Regions from separate parts of the Homo sapiens genome. Here region 2 is linked to region 1. Evidence: chromatin loops called from intact Hi-C (ENCODE). Cell type or tissue: mammary epithelial cell. All regions are shown on one strand. Each heading gives the region's core, and the rest is flanking DNA. Links, peaks and the distances in the headings are about the cores only.

Region 1 (16,497 bases), core at 2,951-10,950:
AATTTTTTATATTTTTAATAGAAACGGAGTTTCACCATGTTGGCCAGGTTGGTCTTGAACTCCTGACCTCAGGTGATACACCTGCCTTGGCCTCGCAAAGTGCTGGGATTGCAGGCATGAGCCACCACGCCCGACCCTAAAGCTTTTTAATAAACTTTCACTCCTGCTCTAAAACTTGCCTCAATCTCTCCTTCTGCCTTGTACCCCTCAGTTGAATTCTTTCTTCTGAGGAAAGAATTGAGGTTGCTGCAGACCCATACAGATTCGCCACTGTTAACAAAGGCCCAGAAATGATTGCTGATGGTATTGGCTTAGCAGAGACATCTGGAGATGGCTAGAATCAAAAAGGAAGGGTAGGAGATATCTGTATCAGCCATGCAGTGGGTGCCATTGTGGTCCCCTGTGGCCTGCTCTCTGGGGGACCCAAGTACACTTTGCCATCTAGGAACTCAACAGTCTCTGTGACAGCCATAGACTATACACAACTTTCATAGTTGAGGACCCTGTAGCTATAGCCGTGTGTGTGTGTGTATGTATGTGTGTGTGTGTGTGTGTGTGTGTGTGTAGTTATTGCCACCACAGATTCCCTGCACCCCACACAGAAGGAGGTGCTGTTGTATCATTCCAGGAACAAGACTCCCACCTTCCCTCCAACCCCACGTATGTCCCAGACCTCAGAGCTACAGCTACTCTGTGTGCCCCATACTTCAGACCCCAGCTCCATGGCCACTCTACATATACTCATGTTCTAGACGCTGACTGCAGCTGTTTTATGCATACCCATGCTTCAGACCAAGCTCCATGGATTATATCTATTTCTCTTTATTGGCATTTAGATGGCTACCAATTTTTTGCTATTGTAAGTATCACTGTGATAAGCATGGTTATATATAATTCACTGTATGTAACTCATATTCTTCTTTAGGATTAAAATATTTTCAACCTGTAGATACACATTGGCAAATTGCATTTAAAAAACTTACTAATTTCTATTCCCGCAAGCTATTTACAGTGTTCACCTTATCATGGTCAACACTGAGCTGACTAGCTTGCTTTGTCTCTTTTTCTTTCCCTTTTCCTTTCTTCCTCTCTTCCCTCCCTCCTTCCTACTCTTTTTCTCCCTTCCTTCCTTCTTCCTTTCCTCCCTTCCTTCCCTCATTTCCTTCCCCTCTTTCCTTTCTTTCTTTCATTTGTCAATCTGATGGTTTACAATGTCAACTATCTTGTTTACATTTATTTATTAATTAAATTGATCTAATCACATACATTATAGCCATTCACAATTTTTGTATATTTTTCTAAAGTGCTTAAAGAATTTTGAGACTGATTTTGAAGTCTGTATTTTATGTTAACACTCTAAAGTGTGTGTAAAAATCATTTTGAAACTTTGTTATTTTTATGTATGTTTTATTATTATGGAATTCAGTAATCAAAATTTTGCTCTGTGACTTTTCCACTCATCATAAATTTTAAAATTTTATCCTGAAGTCATACAAATATCCATTCATATTTTGTCCCTGCTGCTTTATGATTTAAAATTTTACATGAAACCTATTTATTATTCTGGAATTATTTTGTTGTCTGCTATGCTACAAATCTTGAACTTTTCTACCAGTTATTTTAGCACAATTTTTTAAATTATGTTTCCTTTTTCCATTGAATTGAGGTATCATCTTTATCACATACTAAACACACATTTACCCTAAGGTTTGGTTATTGTTGGCTGCCTTTTGTGTTCCATAAATTAGTCTGCATATTCCTACAATTGTTCCTACAATTCCACATTGTTTGCATCACTGGTATTTTATAACATTTGTATCATAATGTCATAATCTACTTTTTAGTTTTATTGTATTTTCGATTGACACATTATAATTGTATGCATTTATGGAGTTCAATGTCATGTTTTGATACATGTATACAGAGTGTAATGAGCAAATCAAAGTAATTAACATATCTATTACCTTAAACAATTATTATTTGTGGTGGAAACCTTCAAAATCCTCTCTACTAGCTATTTTGAAATATACAATACATTATTGTTAACTATAGTCACCCTACTGTGCAAAAGAACACCAGAACTTATTCCTCCTATCTAACTGAAACCTTGCACCAATTGACCAATCTCTCCTCATCTTCCCCCACCCTCCCCAGCCTCTGATAATCACTATTCTACTCACTTTCTATGATATCAACTTTTTAAAATCACTATTCTACTCTATTTCTATGAGATCAACTTTTTTAGAGTCCATACATGAGTAAGATAACGTAGTATTTGTCTTTCTGTGCCTGGCTTATTTCCCTTAACATAATGTCCCCAGGTTCACATGTGTTGTCACAAATGACTGGATTTTGTTCTTTTTATGACTGAATAATATTCCATTTTGTATATATATCATATACTCTTTATCCATTCATCCACTGATGGATACTTAGATTGATTCCATATCTTGGCTTTTGTGAGTAGTGCTGTAATAATCACGAGAGTACAGGTACCTCCTCAACATACTGATTTCATTTCCTTTGGAAATATAGCCAGCAGTGAAACTGCTGGATCATATGACAGTTCTATTTTTAATTGTTTGAGGAACCTCTATTCTGTTTTCCATAATGGCTATAATAATTTATATTCCCATTATGAGTGTGTAAAGGTGCCTTTTTCTCCACATCTTTTGTTTTTTTTAATAATAGCCACTCTAACGAGTGAGGTGATACCTCATAGTAGTTCTGATTTGCATTTCCCTGATGACTAGCGATGTCGAGCATTTTTTTCATATATCTGTTGGCCATTTGTATGTCTTCTTTTGAGAAATGTCTATGCGTCTCTTTTGCCCATTTTTAAACTGGTTTTTTTTTCTGTTGAGTTATTTAAGTTCCTTATATATCAGATGTATACTTTGGAAACATATTCTCCCATTCTGTAGGTTGTCTCTTCACTCTTGATCATTTCATTTGCTGTTTAGATGATTTTTTCATTTGCTGTGATCCCATTTGTAAATATGTTTTGCCTTTGTTGCCTGTGCTTTTGAGGTTTTCTTTAAAAAAAATTATTGCCCAGACAAAGGTCATGAAGCTTTTCCCCCAGGCCTTCTTCTAATAATGTTATATTCTCAAGGCTGACGTGGAACTCTTTAATCCATCTTAAGTTGATTTTTTTATATGGTAAGAGATAAGGGTCTAATTTCATTCTTCTACATGTAGATACTGAATTTTCCCAGCACCATTTATTGAAGAGATTATCCTTTTCCCAAGTGTGTTCTTGGCACCTTTGTTGAAAATCAGTTGGCTGCAAATGTGTGGATTTATTTCTGGGTCTCATTCTGTTCCATTGGTCTATATTTCTGTTTATGCCAATACCATGCCATTTTGGTTACTACAGTTTTGTAATATATTTTAAAGTCAAGCAATATGATGCCTTCAAAACTTTGTCCTTTCTGCTCAGGGTTGCTTTGGGTATTTGGAGCCTTTTGTGGTTCCATAAAAATTTTAGAATTTTTTTTTTCTATTTCCATGAAGAATATCATTGGTATTTTGATAGGAATTGCACTGAATTGGTAGATTGCTTTGGGTAGTAGAAACATTTTAACAATATTAATTCTTCTAGTCCATAAAAAAATGGAATATCTTTCCATTCATTTGTGTATTCTTCAATTTCTTTCATCAGTGTTTCACAGTTTTCATTGTAGAGATATTTCACCTCTTTGGTTAAATTTATTCCTAAGCATTTTATTTTGTGCAGCTATTATAATAGGATTGTTTTCTAGATTTCTATTTCAGATAGTTTTCCATCACCATACAGAAATGCTACTAATTTTTATATGTTGATTTTGTATCCCACAACTTTACTGAGTTTGTTTATTAGTTCTAGTAGTTTTTTGGTGGAGCCTCTAGGATTTTGTATATACAAGATCACGTCATCTGTAAACACGTAAAATCTAACTTCTTTATTCCCACTTTGGATGACTTTTATTTCTTTCTCTTGCCAAACTCTTCTGGCTACAATTTCCAGTACTATGTTGAATAGAAGTGGTGAAAGTGGGCATCCTTGTCTTGTTCCACATCTTGAACGCTTTCAGCTTTTCCCCATTCAGTATGATGCTAGCTGTGGGTTTGTCAAATATGCCCTTTATTGTGTTGAGTTATATTTTTTCTATACCTAATTTGTTGAGAGTTTTTATCAGTAAGAGATGTTGGATTTTGTTGAATCTTTTCCTGCATCTGTTGAATTGGCCATATGGATTTTATTGTTCGTTTTGTTAATGTAATATTTTACATTTATTGATTTTATACACTGAACCATCCTTGCACTCCTGGGATGTATCCCATTTGATCATAATGAATATTTTTAATGTGCTAGTGAATTTGTTTACTAGTATTTTGTTGAGGATTTTTGTATCTATTTTCATCCAGGTTATTGGCCTGTAGTTTTTTATTGTTGTGTCCTTGTCTGTTTTTGTAATTAGAGTAATGTTGGCTTCATAGAACAAATTTGAAAGAATTCCCTCCTCTTCAATTTTTTGAAATGGTTTCAGAAGAATTTTATTAATTCTTCTTTAAATGTTGGGAATTCAGCAGTAAGGCCATCAGGTCATGGACTTGTCTTTGATAGGAGACTTTTTATGACTGATTGAGTCTCCTTATTCAATATTGTTCTATTCAGATTTTCTATTTTTTTAATAGTTTAATCTTGGTAAGCTATATGTGCCCAGGAATGTATCCATTTTTCTAGGTTATCTAATTTATTAGCATATAATTGTTGATAATATTCTCTTATGATTCTTTGTATTCTCTGGTATCAGTTATAATTTCTCCTTTTTCACTTTTGATTTCATTTATTTGAATCTTTTCTTTTTCTTAGTCTATATAAAGGTTTGTCAATTTGTTCATCTTTTCAAAAAACTTTTGTTGATCTTTTGTATTTTTTTAGTCTCTATTTCATTATTTCTGCTCTGATGTTTATTATATCCTTCCTTCTATTCATTTTTTTTCCTTCTACTCATTTTTGGTTTAGTTTGTTCTCTTCTAGTTCCTTGAGGTGCAACATTAGGGTTAGGCAGCATGTAGTTGGGTTTTAGATAGATAGATAGATAGATAGATAGATAGATAGATAGATAGATAGATATAGATATATAGATGTATATATAGATTCAGCCATTTTATGTGTTTTAATTGGAGAGTTTAATTCTTTTACATTCAGGTAATTATTGATAGGTAAGAACTTATTACTGTCATTTTGTTAATTGTTTTCTAGTTTGTATTGCATATCTTTTCTTTATTCCTCTCTTACTGTCTTCCTTTGTGGTTAAGTGTTTCTCCCTGGCAGTCTGTTTTGATTCCTTTTTATTTTTAGTATATTGATCATAGGTTTTTGTTTTGTGGTTACCATAAGGTTTACAAAAACATATTCATAACATGTTATACTAAACAGATAACAACTTTGATTACTGATGTCACAATTTACATAATTTTATATTGGAAATCCCTTAAAAAGTATTTTAGTTGTTATTATTTTGAGACAAGGTCTCACTCTGTTGCCCAGGCTAGAGTATAGTGGCATAATCTCGGCTCACTACAACCTCTGCCTCCCAGGCTCAAGTGATCCTGCCACCTCTGCCTCCTGAGTAGCTGGGACTACAGGCATGTGCCACCATGTCCAGCTAATTTTTACATTTATTATTTTTTAAAGTCTTATTTTTTACCCGTAATACTAAGGATATAAGTGGTCCCCCTGCCATTACAGTATCAGAATGTTCTGAATTTTACTATATACTTACTTTTACCAGTGAGTTTTGTACTTTTAGATGTTTTCATGTTACTCATTAGCATCCTTTCATTTCAGCTTGAAGAACTCTCTTTAACATTTTTTGTAAGGCAGGCCTAGTAGTGATGAACTTCCTCAACTTTTGTTTGTTTGGGTAAGTTTTTATTTTTCCTTCATTTCTGAAGGACAGCTTTGCTCGGTACACTATTGTCAGTTGACAGGGTGTTTTTTTCCTTTAGTACTTTGAATATATCATCCTACTCTCTCCTGGCCTACCAGGTTTCTGCTGAGAAGTCCGCTGCTAAGTGTATTGCAAAAGTCCCTTTTATGTTGTTACTTTCTCTTGCTGATTTCAGCATCCTGTCTTTGACATTTACCTTTGACAATTTTATCATAATATGTCTTAGGGTGGTCTTATTAGGATTAAATTTGATTGGTGGCCTATGACTTTCTCGTACCTGGATAATTGTATCTTTCTCTAGGTTTGGAAAGTTTTCTGCTATTATTTCTTTAAATAAGCTTTTTACTCCTTTATCTTTCTCTACTTCCCCTTGAATTCCAATGACCCATACATTAGCTCTTTTGATGTTATCCTATAAATCCCATAAGCTTTCTTCATTCCTTTTCATTATTTTTTCTTGTTTCTCCTATGACAGTATATTTTCTGAAGTGGTGGCCTGCCCCTCCACAACCTGTGGGTGTTTCTCCTCAAGTGGGACGAGAGACTGAGAAAAGAAATACGACACAGAGACAAAGTATAGAGAAAGAAAAGTGGGCCCAGGGGACCGGCGCTCAGCATACGGAGGACCTGCACCGGCACTGGTCTCTGAGTTCCCTCAGTATTTATTGATTACTATCTCTGCCATCTCAGAGATGGGGATATGGCAGGATATAGGGTAATGGTGGGGAGAGGGTCAGCAGGAAAACATGTGAGCAAAGATCTCTGTGTCATAAATAAGTTTAAGGAAAGGTGCTGTGCCTTGATGTTCACATAGGCCAGATTTCTGTTTGACTTTACACAAACATCTTGGTGCATTAAAGAGCAGTATTGCCGCCAGCATGTCTCACCTCCAGCCAGAAGACAGTTTTCTCCTATCTCAGTAAATCGGGTTTTACACCAAGATATTCCATTCCCAGGGAGGAGCAGGAGACAGATGCCTTCCTCTTATCTCAACTGCAAAGAGGCCTTCCTCTTTTACTAATCCTCCTCAGCACAGACCCTTTATGGGTGGCGGGCTGGGGGACATTCAGGTCTTTCCCTTCCCACGAGGCCATATCTCAGGCTATCACATGGGGAGAAACCCTGGACAATACCTGGCTTTCCTAGGCAGAGGTCCCTGCGGCCTTCCGCAGTGTATTGTGTCCCTGGGTACTCGAGATTAGAGAACGGTAATTACTTTTACCAAGCATACTGCCTTTAAGCACTTTTTTAACAAAGCATATCCTGCACAGCCCTAAATCCATTACACCTTGAGTCAACACAGCACAATTATCTGCAAGCACAGGGTTGGGGCTAGGGTTACAGATTAACAGCATCTCAAGGCAGAAGAATTTCTCCTAGTACAGAACAAAATAGAGTCTCTTAAGTTTACTTTTTTCTACATAGACACAGTAACAGTCTGATCTCTCTTTTCCCATTTTCAAATAACCTATCTTCAAGTTCACAGATTCTTTCCTCTGCTTAATTCTGCTATTGATGCTCTCTACTAATATTTTTTAATACTCATTGTATTTTTTAGCTCCTAGATTTCTGGGTTTTTTTTAATTGCAATATCTCTGTTAAATTTCTCTGGTAAATTTTTGAATTGTTTCTCTGTGTTTTCTTGAAGTTCCCTTTAGGGTCAGTCACTGGCATCTTATTTTGTTTGGTGAGGTCAAATTTCCCTGCTTATTCTGGATGCTTGCAGATGTGCGTCAATGTCTGTGTATTAGGTATTTATTCTAGTCTTTGCATTCTGGCTTTGTTTGTGCCTGTTTTACTTCAATAGGCCTGTCTAGAAGTTCTAAGCAGCCTGACTTGTGATTCCTAAGCCTGTGGCTGTTGCAGCCACTTCAGCACTAGAGGGGGCCCTAAGCCCAGGTTCATCACAAGTTTTGCAAGGGCTTTGAGGCTGACACAGCACCCAAGCCAGGATGGACCTGAGGAAGATTGAAGGAAGGTACCTAGGCTGTATAGATAAGCTAGCCAGGGACCCAAGCCCAGAAGACTGTCCCAGTGGCCTGGACAGACACCCCTCCCAGCAGTTCCCTGCACAGGCAGGACAATCCCCACATGTGGAAAGAGGGGCTGGAGCTGAGACTGGGCCCCCTCAAGGGCCCCCATGGAACAGAGGTCAGCAAACCCATCCCATTGGCTTAGGTGGGTGTGGGGCCAGACTTGAGACTGGGTCTCAGAATCTGCTGTTGGACAGAGACTGGAAAGCCCATTGCAGAGGCTCAGATGAATGGGTAACTCCTGTGAGATATGGGCAACTTTCCCTTTGGGAAGCAATTTCCCAGCAAGTAGTACTAAGCTGGGACCACAGCTGAGGAGGGGTGGAGACGAGCCACAAGGCAACTTTCAGGTCCAAGCTGCGAAGACCAACGTCAGCAGGCAGATGAGCCTTCCCTGCTGAGGCACTGGTGTGCATGATTCTTCCTGAACCCCCTGGCAGATGGTTTTGGTGGTAGCCTCAAGGCCAGTAGGGGCTGTTGCCAAGCCCCTTGGGGAATGAGGCCATTTCCCCAGGCTTGAATCTGGGAGCACAGTTGATGGGTCTGCCAACAGGGTATGGGTCTGCACTCTCAAAATCACCCTCCTAGGTCTTAGGCTCCATTGGGCTTCCACAACTTTCTACCTGAATCGTGAGGCTTCCACAAAGAGACTTTTTTGTCTGGATGGGTGAAGAATTCTTATTGTTGGGGGATAAAAGCAGGTGACCTCCTATACCACCATCTTGCTGACATCATTCCAACCCTAGAATCTATTTATCTGTCCAGAAAATTTGCCATGATTAAAAGGTCTGTTGTTCTTCTTCAAGTAGGCTGTGGTGGTTCTATAAAATATGTCCACAAATTCTTTGAAACTCCTCCCTTTACACAGTGGAGCCTAATTCCTCTCCCTTTGAATATGGGTTGTACCTAGTAACTTATTTCTAGTACATAGAATGTGGCAGAAGTGACAGTGTGTGACTTCTGAGGGTGGGTCATAAAAGATATTGTGGCTTTAGCTTCTACCTCAGATTACTCACTGTAAAAGAAGCTACCATGTCCTGAGGACAATCAAGAAGCCCTATGGAGATGCTAATGTAGTAAGGAACTGAGATCTCCTATGAACAGCCAGAGAGGAACTGACACCTCTTGCTAACAGCCATGTAAGTGAACCATCTTGAGGACAGATTCTCCACTGCTAGTCAAGACTTCAGGTGTCTGGAGCCCCAGCCAACATTCAGACTGCAATCTCCTGAAACACTCTGAGCCAGAACCACCTAGCTAAGCTGCTCCCAGTTCCTGACCCCCAAAATCTTTGTGAGATAATAACTTATTTTTGTTTTAAGTGCTTGTATTAGTCCATTTTCACACTCCTATAAAGAACTGCCCGGGACTGGGTAATTTACAAAGGAAAGAGGTTCAATTGACTCACAGTTCTGCATGGCTGGGGAGGCCTCAGGAAACTTACAATCATGGCGGAAGGTGAAGGGGAAGCAACGCACCTCCTTCACAAGGTGGTGGGACGCAGAATGAATGCAGGAGGAACTACCAAACACATAAAACCATCAGATCTTGTGAGAACTCACTTATTATGATGAGAACAGCATGAGGGAAACCACCCCCATTATTCAATTACCTCCAGCTGTTCTCTCCCTTGACATATGGGGATTATGGGGATTAAAATTCAAGATGAGATTTTGGGTGGGGATACAACCAAACCATATCACTGCTAAATTTTAGGGTAGTTTTGTATGCAGCAATATATAACTAACAGCATGTTAGTGAACATAGCCCCAGTTGTCTTGGGAGTTACTGAAATGAACACAGAAACCATTGACATAGTTCACCTAGTGACATCTTCATTATTCATCTCTAAGCAGCACATAAAACACAAACTTAAACCTTAAAATTTTTTCTCATTATACTACCAGAAATCATTTTTTATACCCCAATGACTCATACATACCACATACATACCATAGGCTAAAAAATGGCTCCCCAAATATTTCCATGTCCTAATTCCAAGAACCTGTGAATATATTATTTTACATGGTAAAAGGGATTTGGTAGATATGATTAAATTAAGAATCCTGAGATGGGGAGATTATCCTGTATTATCTGGGTGCACACAATGTTATCACAGGATCTTTATAACAAAGGAGCAGGAGAATTGAAGAGAAAAGTATGATAACAAAAGCAGAGAGAGAAAGAGTTTGGAAGATTTATGCTGCTGACTTTGAAAATGGAGGATAGGGCTACAAGCCAAGAAATGCAAGTAACCTCTGGAAGCTAAAAACAAACAACAAAAAACAAATTCTCCCCTAGTGGCCTCAAGGAAGAAATGTAGTTCTGTAACCCATTTTAAAATTCCGACCTATAGAAATATAATTTTGTTACAGAAACAACAACAACCTAACACCTCATTTTATTATACTTCACAGATAATTGTGTTTTTTACAAATCGAAAAATTTTGGCAACCTTACATTGAGCAGGTCTATCAGCACCATTTTCCCAACAGCATGTGTTCACTTCACGTCTCTGTCTCACATTTTGGTAATTCTCACAATATTTCAAACTTTTTATTACATCTATTATAGTGATATGTGTTCAGTCATCTTTAATGTTACTATTTTAATTGTTTTGGGGCACCAGGAACTGCACCCTTATAAGACGGTGAACTTACTAAGTGTTGTGTGTGTTCCACTGACTAGCTGTTCCCTCATCTTTCTCCCTCTCTTTGGGCCTCCCTATTCCCTGCGACACAACTATATTGAAATTAGGCCAATTAATAACCTCACAATCACCTTTAAGTGTTCAAGTGAAAGAAAGAGTCACACATCTCTCACTTTAAATCAAAAGCTAGAAATGATTAAGCTTAGTGAGGAAGGCATGTCAAAAGCAAGATGGGCCAAAAACTAGGCCTTTGGGCCAAGAAGCTAGCCAAGTTGTGAATGCAAAGGAAAAGCTCTTGAAAGGATTTAAAAATGCTACTCCAGTGAACATACAAATGGTAGGAAAGTAAAACAGCATTATTGCTGTTATGGAGAAACTTTCAGTGGTCTGGATAAAAGATCAAACTAGCCACAACATTCCCTTAAGCCAGATCCTAATCCAGACACCCTAACTCTCTCAATTCTATGAAGGTGGAGAGAGGTGAGGAAGCTGCAGAAGAAAAGTTTGGAGCTAGCAGAGCTTGGTTCATGAGGTTTAAGGAAAGAAGCCACCTCCATAACATAAAAGTACACAGTAAAGCAGCAAGTGCTTGATGTAGAAGCTCCAGCAAGTCATCCAGAAGATCTAGCTTCATCATTGATGAAGGTGGCTACATCAACAGATTTTCAATGCAGACAAAATGGCCTTATATTATTGGAAGAAGATACCATCTAGGACTTTCAATGCCTAGGTTCAAAGCTTCAAAGGGCAGGCTGACTCCCTTGTCAGGGGCTAGTGCAGCTGGTGACTTTAAGTTGAAGTCAATGCTTATTTGTCCTTCTAAAAAATCTTAGGTTCCTTAAGAATTATGCTAAATCTACCCGGCCTCTGCTCTGTAAATGAAACAATAAAGCCTGGATAGCAACAGCACATCCATTTACAGCGTGATTTACTGAATATTTAAAGCCCACTGCTGAAACCTACTACTCAAAAAAAAAAAAAAAAAAAAAAACTGGTTTATTTTAAAATACTACTGCTCATTGACAATGCAGCTGGTCACCCAAGAACTCTGATGGAGATGTACAAGATTAATCGTTTTCAGGCCTGCTAACACAACATCCATTCTGCAGCCCACACAGCAATTTCAACTTTCAAGTCTTATTATTTCAGAAATACATTTTGTAAGGCTATAGCTGTCATAGATAATGATTCCTTTGATGGATCTGGGCAAAAGAAATTGAAAACCTTCTGGATACTTCTGGATGACTAGATAAAGGAAAACAAAACAAAACAAAAAAACCTGGAAAGGATTTACCATCCTAAATGCCATTAAGAACATTTGTGAAGCCAGGTACAGGCAGCGTGGCGAAGCCCTGTCCCTACAAAAAATACAAAAATTAGCCGGGCATGATGGTGCCCGCCTATAGCCCCAGCTACTTGGGAGGCTGAGATGGGAGAATGGCTTGAGCCCAGGAGGTGGAGGTTGCAGTGAGTCGAGATCGTGCCACTGCACTTGTTTGCCCCCTGCCCGCAAAAAGAACATTTGTGAGTCATAGGAAGGGGTCAAAGTATCAACATTGTCATGGAAAAACTTAAACTGCATTTGTCCTCTGCTCTCACACCACAACAATCAACACAGAAGACTTCTGTGACCAAATATATGGGGGATTTTCCCCACCAACAAGCAGTGGAGACCAGCTGGGTATCCTCCAATTCGATTCTGACACTACCTGGAGATATGTCAGTTCCCACAGGTAAAGGGCTCAGTCCCCAAGATTACTCCCTCCTCCCCCCAGACACCAGTTGCAAGTCCAGGTCTCTGGAACTTCTGATCAATCAGCTTCAAGTTGAGGTTCCCATGACCCCCTCTTTGGGTTCAATAATTTGCTGGAGTGGCTCACAGAACTAAGGAAACACTTATATTTACCAGTTTATTATAAAGGATATCACGAAGGATCCAGATGAAGAGATGCACAGGGAGAGGTATGGAGGAAGGGACACGGAGCTCCCATGCCCTCCCCAGGTAGCCATTCCCCAGAAACCTCCACTTGTTCAGCTATCAGGAAGCTGTCCTCTTGGATTTTTATGGAAGCTTCATTATATCAGCATTCCTTCCCCCAGGCCATGGGTTGGGACCCTCTCTGAAATGAGTCTTATGATCCACAATTATAAAAGCAGAAGATTAGAGTCCTGCTTTGGGGTAGGTGAAAGGAAGGCAGGTAAAAGGAAGGCAAGAGAAGGTCAAAGAGATTCTGTTTCCTGTGTATGAAAACCTATATGTATATATATTTCATAACACTACAAACATTAACAGGACTTTGGAAGAAGTTGATTCCAACCCTCATGGATGACTTTGAGAGGTTCAAGACTTCGGTGGAGGAAGTCACTGCAGGTGCGGTGGAATACCAAGAGAACTAGAATTAGAAGTGGAGCCTGAAGATGTGACTGAATTCCTGCAATCTCATGATTAAACTTTTAACAGGTAAGGAGGTGCTTCTTATGCATGAGAAAAGAGTTTCCTTAAGATAGAATCTTCTCCCGGTGAAGATGCTGTGAACATTGCTGAAATGATAATAAAGGATTTAGAGTATTACACAAGCTTAGTTGATAAAGCAGTGTTTGAGAGAATTGCCTCCAATTTTGAAAGTTCTAATTCATGGGTAAAATGCCAAACAGCGCTGCATGCTACAGAGAAACTTTTCCGTCATGAAAGGAAAAGTCAATCGAGGTGGCTTACTTCCTTGTCTTATTTTAAGAAATTACCATAGCCACCCCAACCTTCAGCAACCACTGCCTTTATCAGTAAGCAGCTATCAACATCGAGGCAAGACCCTCCATCAGGAAAAAGATTAAAATTCGCTAAAGGCTTAGATGATCATTAGCATTTTTAGCAATAAAGCATTTTTTAATTAAGGTATGTACATTGCGTTTTTAAAGACATAATGCTATTGCACAGTAGGCTATAATATAGATATCACTTCTCACCATTTTACATAATAGATTCTCGATAAATACGTATTGAGTTGAATCCCCTGCAAAAAAAAAAGTTTAATAGTTTGCCAAAGTATAACTTTCAAAAAGCTAAATAAAAATTATTCTCTTTCAATTACATTATGAGCATGTGTCAAAATATTTATTTATCTTATTAATGAAAAGAAACAGCAAGGTGGTGAAGCTGATTCAAAGGAGGACACAAGAAACTATGAACTATATAGTGGGGGAAATGGCTGAATTAAGACTCAAAAGTTAAATATATTATTGGTTAATGTCCTGTGTGGCAATAAAACTGTCTCCTTTGAGATGATCTTTCCCACCAAAATGAAATTATCTCCACTGGACAAAAATAATTTGCAACTTGTTAATCTTCTATAAACTAATATCTAACTTTACTGAGTCTGGGATCTCATTAATTAATAATAAACACTAAGTCAAACAAGGTTACCTCTCTGTAGAACTTTAAATGACCTTTAGGCAGGCTTGTTAGATAATGTTCTTATTACAACATTGCAAGGCACACAACAATCCTTTTTCCTTATTTCCAAGTTTTGTATAATTTTTCTAAACGGACACATTCCCACTATCTATTAGTGAGCAATAAACTACTCTAAAACTTTGTGGTTGAAATGTACATATATATATATAGCCACATGTGGTGGCACGTGCCTGAAGGCTTGGCTACTGGGGAGGCTGAGGTGGGGGAATGGTTTAAGCCCAGGAGTTTGAGGTAGCAGTGGGCTATGATTGCACCATTGCACTGCAGCCCTCTCAAAAAACAACAAACAAACAAAACAAACAATACAATTTGTGGCTTAAAACTACAACCATTTTATTTTATATATATATATATAATATATATAATAAAGTATTTTATATTTTATATATATATATAAAATACTTCTATGGGCCAGGAATTTTGGAGCAGCTTTGCTGAGTGATTCTTCCGCTCTTTATGGCATGGAATGGAGTCACAGTGTTTGGCTGGTAGCTGAACAGGTGTGAAGAGTCCAAGACAGCTTCATTCACATACCTGGTGTCTTGACTGGGATGGTTAATAAGCTAAATAGAGCTGGACCCACCTTCCTCTTTATGTAATTTCAGGGTCCTTCCATGTGATCTCTTCAGCAAAGCAGCCGGGTATTTTACATGGACTTACACTGCCAATCTTCTTAAAGGTGACCCAGAACTGGCAGAGCATCTCCACTTCCATATTCCATTAGTCAAAGCAGTCATAGCTCAGTCCAGATTCAAGGAAAAGGGAACATAGATCTTACCTCCTAATGGGAGAAGTAGCAGGGTGTGCTGGTTTGCGCCTGTAATCCCAGCTATGCAGGAGGCTGAGGCCAGGAGTTTGAGACCAGCCTGGGCAACATAGTGAGACCCTGTCTTTATAAAAATAAAAAATAAATAAGCTGGGTATAGTGGTGTGTGCCTGTAGCCCCAGCTATTCAGAAGGATGAGGCAGGAAAATCACTCGAACCCAGGGGTTTGAGGCTGCTGTGAACTATAATCACACCATTGCACTACAGCCTGGGCAACAGAGTGAGACCCCATCTCTGAAAAGTAAATAATAAAAACTAATCAGTTAATTATTAAATGGGAGAACTGTCAAAGAATTTGTGGCCATGTTTAGTCCATCACAAATTTTGCCTTGTAACAGTTATTTTTATTATATGGGTAATTCTTTTCCCCTAAGATTTGTTGCACTAAGGGGTCCCATTACTTTCTGGGAGGTTTGTCATAACTTTTTTCACTACATGAGAAATGACCCTGGGTGCAGCACCCTACTCTTTTCTCCCTCTATAACCCTGCAAGTACTAATGGACAATGTGGGGTTTCAAAGTGTAGTCACAGAACTAGTAGCGTCGGAATAATCTGGCAACTTGTTACAAATGCAAATTCTCAGGCCTGACTTCCCTCCTACTGAATGTGAAACTCTGGGGATGGGGCCCAGTAGTCTATGTTTCAACAAGCCATCTTGGCAATTCTAAATGCATGTTAAAGTTTGGAATCAGTGTTTTAGAGATGTAAGTTACTTGATGAAAATATCTGAAACCAGTCTCACAAGAAAGTAAATTGTACGTCATGTTTTTTTACATTTAGAAAAGAAACAGGCCAGGTGTGGTGGCTCACGCCTGTAAGCCCAGCACTTTGGGAGGCTGAGACAAGAGGATCGCATGAGACCAGGAGGTCGAAGCTCAGTGAGCTGTGATCATGCAACCGCACTCTAGCCCAAGTAACTTGTCAGGTTTAAAAAAAAAAAAAAAAAAAAGTAAAAAAGAAACATGTATACTCTGTAAATACTATAATGGCTTACAGAGCCTCCAGAAAGCATAGATAATGCCAAAGAAAGCTGGTGTGGTGGCTTTCTCTAATTGATGGCCTTCCTCAGCTGTCAATAACCTTTCCCATGTACTTGGCATGCAGGAGACACCTCCCTTCTCCCACCCACTCAAGGGACAGTTCCCAGAAACATCATACTTTATGTCTAAAGAATCACTTGTGAAAAGAACTTGTACCTTTTCCATCTTAATAATGGGCCTATTAGCAGCTCAAAAAAAACTATATATATATATATATATATATATATATATACAAAAAAAACCATATATATATATATATATATATATATATATATATATATATATATAGTTTTTTTTGAGATGGAGTCTCCCTCTGTTGCCCAGGCTGGAGTGCAGTGGTGTGATCTCAGCTCACCACAACCTCCACCTCCCAGGTTCAAGCAATTCTCCTGCCTCAGCCTCCCGAGTAGCTGGGACTACAGGTGGGTGCCACCATGCCTGGCTAATTTTTGTACTTTTAGTAGAGACGGGGTTCCACCGTGTTAACCAGGATGGTCTCGATCTCCTGACCTCGTGATCCGCCCGCCTCGGCC
Region 2 (16,497 bases), core at 4,382-12,381, 410 kb after region 1:
ATTGTGAGGCTGGCTCTGGACCCAGCAACCTGTACCTCTCGGGACAGTTCTGCCTGCCTTCCAGTGGTACCCACCACAGGCTGGACAGGGTCCAGGTGATCTTCTCTTGCTGCCTGGGCAATTCTTCTTAGAAGTGCCCTGGTTTGCCACATTTGTAGCAATTAGCAGGTGCACCTAGGCGATCCTGGGGTCTGGAGGCCTGTAGAGCAGCTACTAGAGCCTCTGCCGTTTTCTTATGTCTCCTCTCTTTCTCCTGAGCCTCCTCCTGATCGCTGTTGTAAAAGACCAAGGTGATCACATTTAGGTGGTTTTCTAAAGTGCTACCTGGTCCTATGGTCTGTTTTTGTAGCTTCCTCCTGATATCAGGTGTTGCCTGAATAATAACTTTATCATATAGGATTAGTTGTCTCTCTACTGAATCAGGTGATAGAGAGGTATGCTTCATCAAGTCCTCTCTTAGCCTTTCCAGAAAGCCAGAGGGATTCTCATCTAATCTCTGGTCAATCACAGTTTTGAGTAATTGAAAGGCTTAGCTCTAGTCCTTCCTAAGCCCTCCAATATGCACACCTGAAAGTGTTTCCTCCTCCATTCTCCCATGTTATCATCATGGTCCCATTTAGGGTCCTACAATGGTATCGCCGTCTTTCCAATTGAATAAGGTGCCTTGTCTTCTCTGGCACTATATGAGGTACAAAGCTCATTTCCAAATTTCTCTGCAACTTGCAGGGAGGCTGTTTCTCCACAGTGGTCAGGGTTTGCTTTAAGAGAAATATAATGTCCTTCCAGGAGAGTTCAAATACTTGGGTTAAATCCTGGAAGGCCTTTATATACCTGCCAGGGTTGCCTGAAAATCTACCAAGAGTTCCCTTTATTTGTCTTAAGTCTTGTAGAGAAAAGGGAACCTGTACCTTAATAGGGCCATATTCACAAGGCATTTCTTGTATGGGCATCAGGGAGGCTGGCACTCACCTAGAACAAAAATGTCTATGGTGGGGCAAGTTTAAGGGGGGACCTGGACAGGGTCGATAGGATTGACCCAGAGAACTGGCTTCAGGGGCTGGCGCCTTTTCTGTGGGCGTTCTAGGGTTTGTTTCCCTGGTCCACTAGGACTGTCCTTTGTGGGGTTTTTTGATATAACAATTAGGAGGGCTGGGTGAACTTTACAGTGTTAACAGAGGTCTGGGTTATCCTGGGTGAGCCCCTAAGAAATGTTGCAGTTTCCTTACTCTGTATTTTAGTAAGTTCCAAGTTCTTGTCTCGTGGCCACGAAGAAAGAGGTATGCGGATACAGGAGGGTGGGTAAGGGAGAGTCGAGTTTTATTAAGTGACAGAAAGACAGCTCTCAGTAAAGAGAGGGGACCTGAAAGTAGGTTGCTGCTGACCAGCTCATCCAAGGGTTTTTATCCCTCCTTTCTAGAGATGTTTTTCTCATTTGCATCTTACATAACCTCCTACTTCCAAGTTCCTTCCTAGTTCCACTTCTTACTGTGCAGGTGCCTTCTTGTCCACAGTTACTCCATTGTAATTATTACCCATAGGCACTACAGAAAAGCCCAGTTGGGGGTGGGGGTGGTGGTAAAACTGCAACGTAGATGTCATGTTCATGATATTATAATAAGCTGGGTCAAGTTAAGGACATTTAGTTGATTTATTGTGCTTGTGCCTAAGTTGAGACAGTCCATTCTGAGCAAACATCCTGGTATAAGAGGAAGTTCTTAACCACATCTCCACCTGCTAGCTACGTAACAGGGGAAGAATATACTTCCCTGTGGGTGTTGTTCTCTCCAGAGACTCTCCATCTCTACCTGCCTAGCCAGCCCCTAACTGCCTCCTCTCACAAAAGGTACAGTGACCGGCCCTAGGTCATGCAGAAATTTGGCTGGCAGAGGGGACAAGACCTGCATGAGGCCTAGGGACAGAACATTTTAAGGCCAAAGCCAATGCATAAAGCTGAGCCCTTACACCTGTGCTGGATGAAATCCCAACCCTACAATAAGAAGTTACTTCCTCTGACAACACCTGGGTTCACTGAAAAAAGAGGAGACAGAAAGCCTCCCGCAAACCCAGCTCAGGATGATGTGTCTTGCCTTGTAGTCAGCTTTGCCCTCCCTCAGTGGGAAAAGGGGCCAAGTTCAGTGCTGCCAGCAAACACAGGGCTGGCCTGGTGACCGCTGTTTACAGCTTGCACTGGGGCCCAGGGAAAATGGCAGGGAAGGGTCCCAACTGGGCCACTTTAAGAACACACAACCCCAAACACAAGGAAAGGGTGAAGGGACTTATTTGGGAATTTCCAGCTGGAGGAAATGGGTTTTCTTGGTTTCTGTTCTGGGGGGTCTGAGAACATGGAACTCCAGTTCATCGAGGTGTGGGGTGTATCGAGGAGGAACCAGCTTACAGGGGGCCAGCCGCAGTGCCTCAGTTCCCAAGAACAGGCCACACTCCTGGGCTCTTCCTCAGGCTTCTGGCACGGATGCCTCACAGCTGCACACTGGCACCTGAGAGACAATTACTCGGTTTTTCTGTAATGATGATTGCTATTCTGAAGATCATGTTCATGGATATACTGACAAGTTTTGACTTTTCTGTTTCTTTTAAGAAACTGTTCCGGGGAGTCCTGCATTAGAACAATGTGGGTGCCCTTGCTCTGGGTGGGAGGAAATTTTAGCATCTTGGTCCCAGCTGGCCAAGCTGAGGATGGACTTGGCCATGAACCCAACATGTGGTTCAGCCCCAGCGGGGATTTGCCAGGACAAACCAGGGGGGAAGGTTCAATCCGGCGTGGTAGAAAAGCAGCTGCCCACCTGGAGTTGTATATAGAAGTGGGCTTCCAGTCCCTTCAACTCTGTGAGCCTCTCTCCAATGTATGTGCCTGAGAAATAAACAAGTGAGGAGACTCATCTTGACTGTGTAAAGTGGGTGTCCCCCAAGCATACCTGTCACACCTGGAAGAGAAGAGAGGGACTTGTGACCTAAGTGGCTCAGAAACTTGCAGTGTAGGGTGCTGGATAGGATGGGGTTCTGGCAAGGAAGAGTAGACAGGAGCTGCTGGAGGGGAAAGGAACATTGACCAAGCACCTACTGGGCACCAGGCACATCCTGTGAGCTCCTGTAATCCTCATATCTAGTGGGTGTGTCTATGTGTGTGTTTGTGTGTGTGCACATGACATCCCAAGGTCAAGCCAGCATCTGTCCAACTCAACGCTCGTGTCCTATCTTCAGGCTGCTGCTCTCTACAGTTGATTGGTCTGGTCAGCTGACAGTAGAAGTTGTCCCCTGGGAGGTTGCACACACTATTTCTGCGATGTCCCATTGCTCCAAACACCTGGCATGGGCAAGAGGCTCCAGGGATGCTGGACTATGGGGTAAGACCCTCCCCAGATTTGAATTTTCCCTCAGCTGCTCATCAGGTCAGCGACCTCACAAATGACTCAGAGTCTCTGAGCCTCACTCTCCTTACCTGTGAAGGTTTATCTCCCTCCCCCAGGGTGTTCATGGAGATTGAACAGGGTAATGGCCTTCTGGGGAGTGATCACCCCAGGTCCTGATGCACTAGCTGATACCTCCATTCCCTTCCCTGAGTGGCAGCCACCTCGAGCCCACGATGACAGCTTGTGACTTTGCATTGATGCTTGTTTATTTATTATTCCAGGTTCAGCCAAAAATCCAGCCCCTCTCAAAGGACAAAGATCAACCTTCCAGAACAATTAGCAAACACTTCTCAGAGTCCTCCATGCTGTGCAGATGGTAAGCATCTCTGGGAGTCTCGCCAGCACTGTGAGTAAGGCAGCCTTTTTACCCATTTCACAGAAGGAGAAACTAAGGCTTAGTAAGGTCAAGTAACTAATTCTGCCTCCCACACTTCACTCCCTAGAGTTTTATGTGTGCATCTGTTAAAGTTCTCCTTTTATCGCCAGCAGTGTTTATGTATAATTAAAATAGCTCACATCTGTTGATTAACAGTCACATTACAACCTGCATTAACTCTTCCACTTAATGCCTGTTAAAGGATTAGCAAACCATTTTACAGATGAGGAAGGCAGGGCACAGAGAATTAATGTCCACACCATGCTTATCAGTGAGTGGAGCAGGGATTCAAACCTAGACCTTCTGGGTCTAGAGCCCTCCTCAGCCATCACCTCTCATTCTCCATTAGAGTTGGTTATCATGTGAGTTGAGGCCCAAAGGTTAATGGAAGTTATTATTCTTCTTCACCACCAATTGAACTTTTTATCTTTACCTACTGTCCTCTTCATCCTTTTAATGCTTTGTACCCTAAAATCCGCTTAGATATTAACTTTGCCAGTTCTTTCTTTTTGGTTACATGTGCCAGGTATACTTTGTCAAACTTTTAATTTTGGGTGTTTTGCTTTGTTTTTTGTTGGTGAGACAAGATCTCACTCTGTCGCCCAGGCTGGAGTGCAGTGGTGCAATCTGGGCTCACTGCAACCCCCGCCTCCTGGGCATAAGCAATCTTCCTGCCTTGGCCTCCCAAGTAGCTGAGACCACAGGCACGAGCCACCACACCCAGCTAACTACTTGTAATTTTTTTGATAGAGACAGGTCTTGCCATGTCACTCAGACTGATCTCAAAACTCCTGGGCTCAGGCGACCCACCCACCTTGGCCTCCCAAAGTGCTGGGATTATAGGTGTGAGCCACTGCACCTGACCCAATTTGTAATTTTGAACCTCTTCTTACTATCCTGTTTCAGTTTTTTTTTTGTAAACAACTATAGCTGGATTTTGTTTTCTAACCCAGTCTAAAGCAGTCTCAGATTTTGTTAGAACAACTGAAGGATCTGACATTTGTATGTCACTTTATTCTATGTGAATGGTTTATTTTACTCCTTTTTCCATAGTTTTGATGGTTTGGGCAAATTACTATTTATTCTCTTTCTAATTGTCAATCTATCATTACAGCAAATGGTTGCTTCCTGATCATTATATAGAAACAGGGTAAGCACCTGCCTCCCGCTAGGACTCTCTCTGCTTCCTTCCGCCCTACCCACCCCAGTAAGAGCTACCCAAGAAGGCTCCTATCCCTGCCACCTTCCACTGATATTTTCCTATAAACTGTGAGACTCAACTAACAAGGATTCCCTCTCCTTCCAACTTGGGGTCCCTATTCTGATCAACTGCCATTTCATTAGGGCCTTTCTTGATGATTTCCTTCATACGTAACACAAGCGGGAATATCCTCTGAATTTCGCTTGCTCGTCTGCAAAATATATTTCTTAGTCTGGTCAGGGAATGGTATTAATGCTCTGGTGAGGCTTCCTGGGCCCAGGCCAGCCAGAGTCCTCCGGTTTTCAGTGCTGCAAATGAGGAATCTGCTGCCAATGTGTTTCTTTTCTTCCTCCTTTGTCAATTATCTATTTATTCTGCTGGGAAGCCTCTTTGATTTTATCTGTAGCTTTCAAGAATGTCACCAGGAGATGCCAAGGGTGTATCTTTTTCTTCAATGTAACCCTGCCTGGAACTCTAACAACCTTTTCAATGTGCAAACTCATGCCCTCTTCTGATCAGGGAAAATTTCTACTATTATTTATTGATCATATTTGCCATGTCCAGACCTGCTTCCTCTTCTCCTTCCACAGCCCCTAACATTCACAGGTAGATGAAAAGACATCCACCAAACCTATATTTTCTTTCGTGACTTCCACCTGTGTTTCTGGTTTTCTGGGAGGCCTTTGTTTCCCAGAAACAGGAAAACCATCCTCTTTTCCACTTGATGTTTTGAATTTTCTAAATTTGAAAATCCTAGTTCTAGAACCTGTTTTCTTGGGCAGTATCTGGATTTCCCTGGGTTTTTGAAACCTAACACTTGTCCAGTATGTGCCGCTTGGCTTTCCTTTTCCCTCCAGCTGGGGGTCCCTCAAGGCTACTCCATGTCCCCAGCAGCCAGGTCCAGCTGTGGGGTCCCCTTCCAGTGGGTGCACGGTTATGCCTCTGGCCCCTGACCTGCCCTGGGGCAGCAATAGCTTTCAGCAACCTCTGGGACAGAGGGCAAGGGAAGAATAGAGCAGAAAGACTCTAACCTCATCTAAGCCCACTCAGGACTCCAAGGACAGGAATCGATTCACACTTTCTCTTCTGACTTGTTTTTGTAGAGATAAGGTTTTGTCACGTTGCCCAGGCTGGGTCTTGAACTCCCAGACTCAAGTGATCCTCCAGCCTTGGCCTCCCAAAGTGCTAGGATTACAGGTGTGAGCCACTGCACCCAGCCAGGTGCCTTTGTAAGAGACCTTAGCCCCCTTGCCTCTTCTGCCATGTGAGGACACAGGGAATCAGAAAGTGGGTCCCTTACCAGACACAAAATCTGCTGGCACCTTGATCTTGGACTTTGTCTCCAGAATTGTGAGAATAAATTTCTGTTTATAAGCCACCCAGTTCATGTTTTTATTTTGTCACAACAGCCAGAATGGACTAAGACATCCTCCCTGGGGAAAGCCCCCACCTCAGCCCCACTGTTTCTCTGCCTTCATCACCCAGCACCCACTGGAATGTCAGCTCCACCAGGGCAGGGCCTTCTTTGTCCCATCCACTGGACAGGACCTGGCTGTGAGTATGGTGGGATCTGCGCATGGGCCTGCTGGCTGACAGCCTGCCCTTCTCCGTGCTGGTGAAAAAGAGGGTTTGTTTGTTATTTCCAGTTTTCTAAAACATATTTTTAGAATTACAAACATCAGAAACACAGTTCCTAGTAGGGCTGCAATGGACCAGAGTAAGATGGAGCCAGGGAGATAGGAGAACACAGCCTGGTTCTCCTCCGGGTGTAGCGTACAGAGCCAGGCCCTGCTGCACCAGCTTTGCCTCCTCCCAACCCAAGCAAGCAGGCAGCCTTGGAGCCCAGCCTCAGTGAGGGGACCCAGGCTCTGGTCTGTCTTGCTGTGTGGCCTTGGCCACAGGTTCCCCTCTCTAGACCTCTGAGGCTGGAGTCGACCGGTGGGTCCCTGTGGGCCTGACTCACTGCCTTGGAAAACAGCCAGGAAGGCAGATTTCCAGGCCCCACCCAAGACCTAAGGAATCAGCCCCAGGGAGCAGGTGAAGATGAAACCTGCATTTAAACTAGCCTGTTTAGTGGTTCTCAGGTGGCTGTGGGGACTGTGGGTTGAGACCGTCTCCAAGGATAGATTCAGGAAGATCCAACTCAAACAGTTTTGCTTTTAAGTCTCAGCTCAGACCCCTCCTGGCTGCATTGACCTATGAGCCTTCTTGCCTCAGGTTTGTCATCTGTGAACCGGGCTGGGGAGGATTCTAGGGGCCGGTCCATGCACATAGATGACCTCACACGAAGCCAGCAGGAAGCAGGGATAGTGCCTGCCCTTCTGTTATAGGGCAAGATGCTCTGGCTCTCCACCCATAGCTGTCCACACCTTTGCAGGAAGTGGATCATACATGTTAATTTACTTAATCAGCTGAAATCCTGAAGGCTTCCTAAGGGCATCCTTTTTTTTTTTGAAACAGAGTCTTGCTCTGTCACCCAGGCTGGAATGCAGTGGCGTGATCTCAGCTCACTGCAAGCTCTGCCTCCTGGGTTCACACCATTCTCCTGTCTCAGCCTCCCGAGTAGCTGGGACTACAGGCGCCTGCCACCACGCCCAGCTAATTTTTTTGTATTTTTTAGTAGAGACGGGGTTTCACCAGGTCATCTTTTCAACTGTCTGGATGGGTTGGGGGAAATCATGGCCCCACAGCGGGGCTCCTGGCCCCAGCTGGCAAAGGTTCCAAATAGCTGCTGAAGACCTAGGAACAGGTCAGGTGGCTTTATGGCCAGGGGCTGGGGCCTGAGCTGTCGGTTTGAGGTTTGGCACTGACAAGTCAAAGTTCTGCCCGACTGGTCTCTTTCTTGCTATGAATAAACACTTGCTGTCGTCTGGATTAATCTCCAGCCTCTCAGCCACTCAGTGGGAGTGAATCCTCCTTGCCAGGGGGTGCCCTCTGGGCCTCAGAGAGTGAAGGACCTGGGACCTCTTGTGGACAATGCATTCAATCCCACAGTTGCCACTATGGTGTGTGAGTTTCTTGCATTGCCATTAGTTGGGAGCATTTAGCTTCCCAGGGCTACCATTCGGGTGAGCTGTGGGCTCCTGGCAGGCTGGGTGCCATGCAGAATCCGCTTGGCCTTCGAGGGGGCCATGAAGACTGAGGAGGCTTGGCCTAGATTATGAGAGGACCAGAAACTCAATGGGGAGTGATCTAAATAGACACAGGGCGAGTGCTTCTTGGATAAAAATAGAGCTGATGGGGGCCTGGGGGTGGGGGCAGGGTGCTCCAGAGCCAGAAGGTCAAAGGGGTGGTGCCGGCCACCTGGTCAGGACATAGAGGGGCCAGCAGGAGGGGCTCAACCTGGCATTTATGGACACGGCGGGGGTTGAGGCCTTTGGTCCTTCCTACATTGCCCAGGGCTAACAAAATTCAGCCTCTGGGCCCCTGTGGGGGCCTAGCCATGAGCTGGCCTGGCTGTGCCCTCTCTCAGGTTCTCTTTATCATAGTGGGGGATGGCTGAGTGAGCAGGCACTCCCAGGCCTCCAGTCAGTGCAACTGAGTTGGAGTGGTAAGGTGAGCTGGAGGTGGCATTCCAGAGTCAGGAGTGGGTGGGAGAGGGTGGGTGGTGGCTGGCCGAAAGGATGACTGAGCCAAAGCACGTTGGGACAGGTTACCTGCCCAGCACTCACCAGCATTAGGCAGGGCCATGTCTTCTTGGGGCAGCTGTGTGGGGCTCTGCCACCTGCCCCTGCTTCGGGCTCTGCCCTCTGGAGTCCGGACAGCGACCTCCTCTGCTGCCTGACCCTCCAGTGTCTGTGCCACATGGTGGGAGGATGAAGGGCCAGCGGGAGCTGGGTTCACCTCCAAGGCCCCTCACAGGGCCTTGCTGTCCAAATGGAGGGTGGCAGGCAGCTCCTGTTCACTCTGTCCATGTGTGTTCTTTCCTCTTTTCTTTTCCTTTTTTTTTTTTTCCAGAGACATGGTCTCTGTCACCCAGGCTGGAGTGCTGTGACATGATCATGGCTCACTTCAGCCTTGACTTCCTGGGTTCAAGGATCCTCCTACCTCAGCCTTCTAAGTAGCTGGGACTACAGGCATGCACCACCATGCCTGGCTATTTATTATTATTATTATTGCAGAGACAGGGATCTTGCTAAGTTGCCCAGGCTGGTCTTGAACTCCTGGCCTCAAAGCAATCCACCTACCTTGGCTTCCCAAAGTGCTAGGATTACAGGTATGAGACACTGCACCTGGCCTATGTGTTTACTGAGCCTCTTTGTGTGCCAGGCCCAGCTGGCAGGGGATCCTGGTGAGCCTGCCTTGAGGAGGCTTCTCTTCAAAGCTGCCTGTCTTTTCCCCTTTAAGCTGGCTCAAGCGCCTCCTGCCTGGAATTTTGACCTCCTATGGGGTCAAATTTTGTCCAGGTGAGAACCCTGAGGCCCAGGACAAGTGGCCTTCTCAGCCCTTGCAGCCAGTGGACTCCAGGGTTGAAGATGCCTCCCAGGCAGGGCAGGAAGGGCTAGAAAGTGGGGAGGAATGTGGTTAGCAGGAGGTGCTGCAAAAAGCAGCCCCAAAAGGGCTTGGGGTCCAGGGGACTCTGAAGGGACAAGGCTGGGTTGTGGCGGGGGCTCAGGAACACCAGCAGCAGGGTCTGGCCTGGCCTGGTATGGTCAGCTCTCTGACTTCACCTCTGTCTCTTCTGACTAATAACTCGTTAACCCTGCCACAGGTAGCTGTTGTCCTTGTTTGCAGATAGGGAAACAGAGGCACGGGGCTTGAGTCTATTTGCCACGGTGCCATCTGTGGCAGAGCTGGGCCTCAAATTCCAGGTCTTTCCCCGAACTCTCATCAGCTGTTTCTGCCTGAGTCGTGGTGTACTTATCGGTTGTTGCCCACAAATACTGCCAGTGGGCTGGGAGGTGGGGTTTGATGCATGCCATGAGCTCGGTGGGAAAAGTAGAGCGGGAGCTGGAGCTGGGGAGCAGCCCTGCCTTTGTGCCCTGTTTTCAGGGAGGAGAGGCAGCACAGAATGCCCTGTGATAGGCTTTGTAGCTTGGAGGTCTATCCCAGGGGCTACACAGGCTCAGAGACTCCAGACCCAGAGCCCTAACCTCTTGGGATTTCAGAGGGAGGCCAGGATGTCTGGGAGGACTGACTGGGGGCTCATCCCGCTCCACACACCAATCTCACCCCAGAGACACATCTACCGCCTCTCAAAGTGGCTGAGACTGTACCCACCCACTGCCTGGGGCTGTGTGGTCAGCATCAACCAGCCGGACATTGCACACATGCAAGCAGGCGAAGCTTAAAGCATAGAGGTTCCCGTGTCCTGGGTACAGGGCTGTCTTGTCTCATTTTATTTATTTATTTATTTTTGGAGACAAAATATTGTCTGTCTCTCAGACTGGAGTACAGTGGCGTGATCATGGCACACTGCATCCTCGACCTCCTAGGCTGAAGCGTTCCTTCCACCTCAGCTTCCTGAATAGCTGGCACTACAGGCATGTGCTACCATGCCTGGCTAGTTTTTGTATTTTTCATAGAGACAAGGGTTTTGCTATGTTGCCCTGGCTGGTCTCAAACTCCTGGGCTCAAGTGATTCTCCTGCCTCAGCCTCCCAAAGTGCTGGCATTATAGGCATGAGCTAGCATGCCTGACCCATGCCCCATTTTAAAGATGAAGAAACAGGCTCAGGTGGGCCAGCGGCTTCCTCCTGGGCACTGAGTGAGCCAGATGAGAATGTGGGGACTTCTGACTTTGCTCAGACTTGCCAAGAAGCCCCATTTTCTGGAAATGCCAGGGCTGCTGATTTTCTCTGGAACTGGGCCAGTACCCCAAAGTCCACTCTGGGCTCCTGAGTCAGGATCCATTCTTTGGAAGTCTCACTGTCCCTCTTTGGCCCCTCCAAATCCCACCAAAATGGCAAAATCTATTACAATACAAAATAGCTCAGGTATGTTTCACCCGGAAATTTCCCTCTAGAAATATGCCCCAGTTAAACATTAAAGACCCCAAATGGTGTTCACTAGGGCACTCTGCAATAAGCTGAACACAAGCCCCCAGCACATTGGCAGCAGAGCTGAGTCCTGCTGGTTGTATTCACAGAGTCTACTGCCTGCCAGGCAGGGCTGCAGAGCTTTGTATCTGCTGACTCCGCTGTCCTCCCAATGGCCGTGTCGTGTTAGGTCATAGAATTTCCATTTTACAGATGAGGAAACTGAGGCCCACACAGATGAAGGGATCCATCCGGGTCATGTAGTTAGAAGTGGATTAGTGGAGACCTGGGTAGCCTGACTCAGAGCCTCTGGCCACCCGCGGCTGCCTGACCAGCATGGGGTGCCGTGGATATCCACGAAGGGCAACGGATCCCTCCATGCCAGGTGGCATGGCATTCAAGACACATGGGTAGGGAGAGGGAAAGGAAGCAAATGGCAAACCTGCAGCATCTCAGGGCTCAGGCTCCCCAAGGTCACCATGGGTAACACGAGGCCTGTGGGAGGCCAGGCGCAGGCTGTGGGCAGAGCTGTAGGTGCCATCTTATCCCTGCCTTCTCCTCCTCTGCAGGTGTTCCTGGCCTCGCCCACTGAGGTGGCTAAGGTCTGCCTGCAGACACAGATGCAGCAGTTGCGGCCCTTGGCCTCGGGGCCTTTGTCTGTGCCCCTCGTGTGTCCTGTGTCTCCTGTATGTTCAGTGTCCAAGTACCATGGGCTGCTGCACTGCCTGGCCATGGTGGCCCATGAGGAGGGGCTGCACAGCCTCTACAAGAGCAGCTCAGCCCTGCTTTTCTGGGACAGCCACTCCTTTGCCACCTACTTCTTCTCCTATGCTGCCCTCTGTGGGTGGCTCGGCCCCACTGGCCATAGCCAGCCAGGTGAGCAGGGGCTGGGACTTGGAAGGGTGGGGACCCCAGTGGGATGAGGAGGCCCAGGTGAGGTCATGCCACATGGCAGTACCTGAGTAGGAACTTGAACCCGGCCTCCTGCCTCCCAGGGTGTGATCTTTGTTTCCCTCAACACTAAGAGACAGCAGGGAGGGGCGAGCAGACTCATGCCAGTGCGTCTGAAGCTCCAGCCCTCCCTTTCCTGGTGCCACATGGCATCCAGTGATGGGGGCCATCATGGGCCAGGGCTGGCAGGTCCAGTGTGAAGCCACCAGGTCTCCACCACAGCAGCCCCCTGGCAGGGCTGGGAGCCACCTGCCTTCACTACATTCCCTCACGGACACTGATCTTGAGGTATCTGTGGGCTGTATGCTGTCCCATGTTCTGCTGAACAAAACTGATTCCGGAACAAGAGGTGGACCCCCTCCTGAGCCTGCCCCTGTCACACTGGTCTCTGTATGTGTGGTGCTGTGGGCACCAGACCTTATGTCCTGTGCCCTGTGCCAGGAACACCCTCTTCCTGCTCGGCCTGGCTGGTTCTACATCCCAGGCGTCACCTCCTCCAGGAAGCTCTCCCTGCCTGACCACCAGGCTTCTCCCAGGTGTCTCCTGCTCTGCTCTCTTGAGGCCCTGTCTGGGTGTGTGGTCACTTGTCTACCTGCCCTCCTCCCACAAGAGCCTGTGAGCAGTGTAAGGACTTCATCTGGCTCCAGGGCTGGTGCACAGTATGTGCTCAGAGGGTGTGGAATGAATGAATGAGTGAATGAATGAATGAAGTCCTGCAGTGGATTCCTGGGAGTGTGTCCAGCTTAGGAGATGCAGAGGCTGAGATGCTCTGGCCAAATGCTGGGAAAGGGAGGCAGCTAAGAGAGAGTTTCCACTGTTCATCAAATGCTGACCCCAGGACCACTTTGTCAAGAAGACCACACCTGCTCGGGCTTGGAAGGAGGGTTCCTGGTAGCACTCCTGGCCCAGCTCCAGCAGCAGCTGCACCCTGGGAGGTGGGGGCCTTTGGCTTCCCTGAGCCTGTGTCACTGAGCAGCTGGCTCCATGTGTGTCCGGAGCGCTGTCACTGGGGAGGGGGTGCAGGTTGTACAGGAGCGGCCCCTGTACTCATTGTCTCTACAACCTCTACCGTAATGATCAGAGATTACTGGGCCTGCGGCAAGGCCCAGCCAGCGTGGCCCTGGGGAGAACACATCACATCTGCTGGTGCTGCAGGCGGGGGCTGGGGGCCAGAGGCAGACCTGTTTCTCCCCGAGCACTATCCTGGAGCGGCAAGCTGTTCTGCAGCTGTCCCTGTGTGCTCAGCCACCCTCTACCTTGGATCCCCGCTCCCCTACCCATTGCTCTTCATACACCGTACCCTTTCAGACAAAGTTGGCTGGTCTCCCTTCCAGGCTGGGGACCACAGGGCAGCAAGGCCAAGCTTGGTCAGTACCACATCTGTCTGACAAGAGGACATTACCAGCTGGAGTAGGAGTGCTCTTCCGGCAGAGCCTACGGCACCATGGTGGTGCTGGCAGCCGGCCTCACACCTCATCTCCAAATACCTGCGGGGCCACTGCTCCTGTCCGTCCTAATCCAGATGTGCCCTTGTCTCTCAGGGAAAAATTCTCTCGGAAACCCCTGGACTTTAGCAAAATGGGGGAGGTATGGGAGGTGTGCAGCCCTCCTCTGCCCTGACCAGCGGTGGCCTTGGGCAAGTCACCTGACTATTGGACCCAGGGCACCCCTCCTAATACCCTAAATAGGAGGCATCACTGCTTTTTACAGGGGAGAAGATGGAGGTCCCAGGAAGTTAAGTGACCTGTCCAAAGTCACACAGCTGATGAGGGAAGAAGCTGGTCTGTGTTGGCTCACTCCCTTCTGGGCCCACAGCCCTGCCCAGGCCCTGCCAATAGACACTCTGGCTGGGTGGACCATGACAGCAGCAGCTGTCATTGACTTCACTTGTTGTCCCTCATTGCACCTGCCCCACAGGTACAATGGAGCTACAATAAGTTGTATTAGTTGCCCAGGGCAACATGGCTGGTGAGATGCTATCTTCTGTAAGTGGTTCACTCCCACTGGCCACAGCCAGCCAGGTGAGCAGAGGCTGGGCCTGGGAAGGCAGGGAGAAGGGCTCAGCCCAGCAGGAATCAAGGCTGGGAAAGGAGGCCTACGTGAGGTCATGCTGCACACCAGTACCCAAGTGGGACTTGAACCCAGGCGTCCAGCCTCCCAGGACTGGAACCTTAATTCCCTTATTTGTAAAATGGTGCTCCTGTGTATCTGTGTGGAGACAGAAGCACCAAGAGCCAGGACAGGCTCACTGTGTCAGAGTCACCCTGTGGCCTTGGACAAGCCATGTTCCCCTCTCCTAAGCCTCAGTTTCCCCACCTGCAAAATGAGGATAGTCCGGTATAGTGAGCCCAAGTCTCCCTTGCAGCTTGGACTCTGCCCTGGGCCTCATGTGAATGGGGCCTGGCCTGGCTCCCAGCCTGTGCTCCCCATCACTACACAGCCCCACCAAGCACCCCATGGCTGGCCCCTCCTCTGAGAAACAAGGACAACCTCTACTTGTGTTCTCCACCAGCTGTTGGGAATGTGAAATGAGGTGTGAGAGGGAGCCCGCACCAAGACACTGCTAACGGCTGTCCCAGCACAAGCCCATTCCTGGGAGCCTACGACTCGGCACGGTGGGGTTCCCGGGATTGTGCGTTTTCCCCAGATTTTGACCCCAGCAGACTCAAGGCCATCCATGAAGAGGGGAAGGGAGGGGACTTTGTTCCCTCCTCAGACCTCCCAGACAGAGCACAGCACCTCGTGCGGGAGCCAAAGAAGTTTATTTACTCCAAGGGGCGGCAGGAAGGCAGAGCGCTCAAGAGGAGAGACCCAGATATATCGACCAGGGGCTCCCCTGAAATTTGGAATTTCTCTTCCAAGCCTGAACATGGCATGTGATTAAATGCAGCCTGTCCAGACACCAGTGAGGGCCTCTAGGGCTGCTTGTGTGACTTTCTTCCTAGCTACGTCCACCCATCCCGGACACAGCCAGTGCATTGCTCTGTACTGACTTCCATTGCGGTCAATTGTCAAAATGAAACATTTGCAGAGGTAATGACTGCTCAGCATCTGACACAGTCAGGGGAAAAGACACCGCTGACTCTGCAGGATGGAGGGTCTAGGATCCATTGGCGGGAAAACACTAGTCAAGGGAAATGAGCATGATTTCCGGAGTAGAATACATGCATGGTCTGGAGTTAAGTAAACCGGAAAGTTTCACCCCCAAGACTCAATTTAATAAAAACTGCCCAACTCTGTTCACTCTTTATGATTAAAAGCAGCTTTAAAGCTGGCTGATTTCTTAGTCAAATGTGTAGCAAAGCTTTTACCTATCAATTTTTTTCGTGGTGAGTCATGGGCTGAAATACATCTTGCGCTCAATAAACTTCCCCACATCAACATTTCAAAGCACTTTTTAGGTTACAATAATGATATTTCACTTCCATATATGCATACATAGAATATATATTTTAAAATAGAGTGGGTTTTAAGAGTATACTGGGAGCCCTAGGAGTCTTCTATGGACAGAACAGGTTGGCCCATGGACTTCCAGCCAAAGGCTCCATGCCTTGGGGCTGCTTTGGGGGAGAGATTCACAGCTGGACTTCTCTATCTGACCATGCAATGTCAGCACCAATCACCCACAATGTTTTGCCCTCAAGAGACAGAAATAATGAAACTCAGAGGAATAAACAGTATTGATAACATACACAGGCTTAGAGAAACCAAGCCCAGTAATGATCATGTGACGGAAGACTACAGGTAGCGGTACTTTGATTGGGCTGGGATTATTGATAAATCACGTCTCTTTATAAGCATATATAAAATGAGCACGACTGAACTCATTCGTTAGTGAACTCTTTCACTAACTCGTCCATGACCTCCTTGCACTGGGCTTGGTGCTCTGTAATCACGGGCTGGAGAACCTCTATGAGCATCTTCTTGAGGTCACCAGTGAGCATGTCTCTGCTGGTGTCATCCTGCCCTCAAAAAGACAGCCATGGTGAGAGATGGCTCCACATGCCCTAAGTGGCTTCTTCCTGCCTCAGACACCAGGTCAGCCCACACCACCCTTGCAGAGCCAGGCGTGCAAGTGGCACTTAGAAGTGAAATCTGTTGTTACCATGACAAACAGCTGTACCTTCAGCTACACTTTTCTTAAAACAACTAGAAACCTGGCTGTGGCAGTAGCCATAACTTGGTCTCTCATAGTGAAAGGGCCAATGAGGAGGGCAGTCCCCACCTCCACCGACGCTAGGGACTGCTCCCCCAAGCATAAACAACAATAATTCCTGGCAGCCTTATGGCCTCTGTAAAATCTTGCTGATGTTTTTCTTTTTCTGATTGTAGTACATGCTCATTAAACAAATTTAATAAGGTACCCAAACCACAAAACAGCAGCAAACTGAAGAAAAAAATCACCTACAATTCCAGTGCCCAGAGGTGGGGCCCACTGCTAACATTTGGCACATTTTCTTTACATTTCGTTCCCTGTGCATTTCATTTAAACAATTAACCTCTCACTGCATTTTTCATTTGGTGTTCTTTTTTCATTATCCTAGGCATATTCTCCTGTGTCACT

The links. Peaks named below come from ENCODE experiments on the same cell type or tissue, not always from the same donor. Only the 100,000 strongest peaks of a DNase experiment are listed, where the experiment ranks them.
Region 2: a loop joins it to region 1, with 6 times the contacts of the local background. A loop is called at or near these places in 2 of 110 quality-filtered maps.

Annotation. Positions count from the first base shown.
Region 1 is chr11:59,672,066-59,688,562 of GRCh38, reverse strand. PATL1-DT (PATL1 divergent transcript) reads right to left here. Exons shown (of 4, transcript NR_187296.1): 2 at 14,876-14,987; 3 at 13,590-13,636; 4 at 12,522-13,166. Among named protein-coding and RNA genes, the nearest start is that of PATL1-DT, 11 kb to the right of the region's middle. RefSeq lists an enhancer at 7,685-8,185. In mammary epithelial cell, for the core only: a CTCF peak has its summit at 7,821 (motif pointing right); a DNase peak (open chromatin) is centred at 7,832.
Region 2 is chr11:59,258,761-59,275,257 of GRCh38, reverse strand. It overlaps the pseudogene WARS1P1 and the pseudogene SLC25A47P1. Among named protein-coding and RNA genes, the nearest start is that of MPEG1, 54 kb to the right of the region's middle. RefSeq lists enhancers at 2,059-2,108, 11,054-11,554, 11,555-12,055. In mammary epithelial cell, for the core only: a CTCF peak has its summit at 11,823 (motif pointing left); a DNase peak (open chromatin) is centred at 8,597; H3K27ac peaks cover 1,954 bases.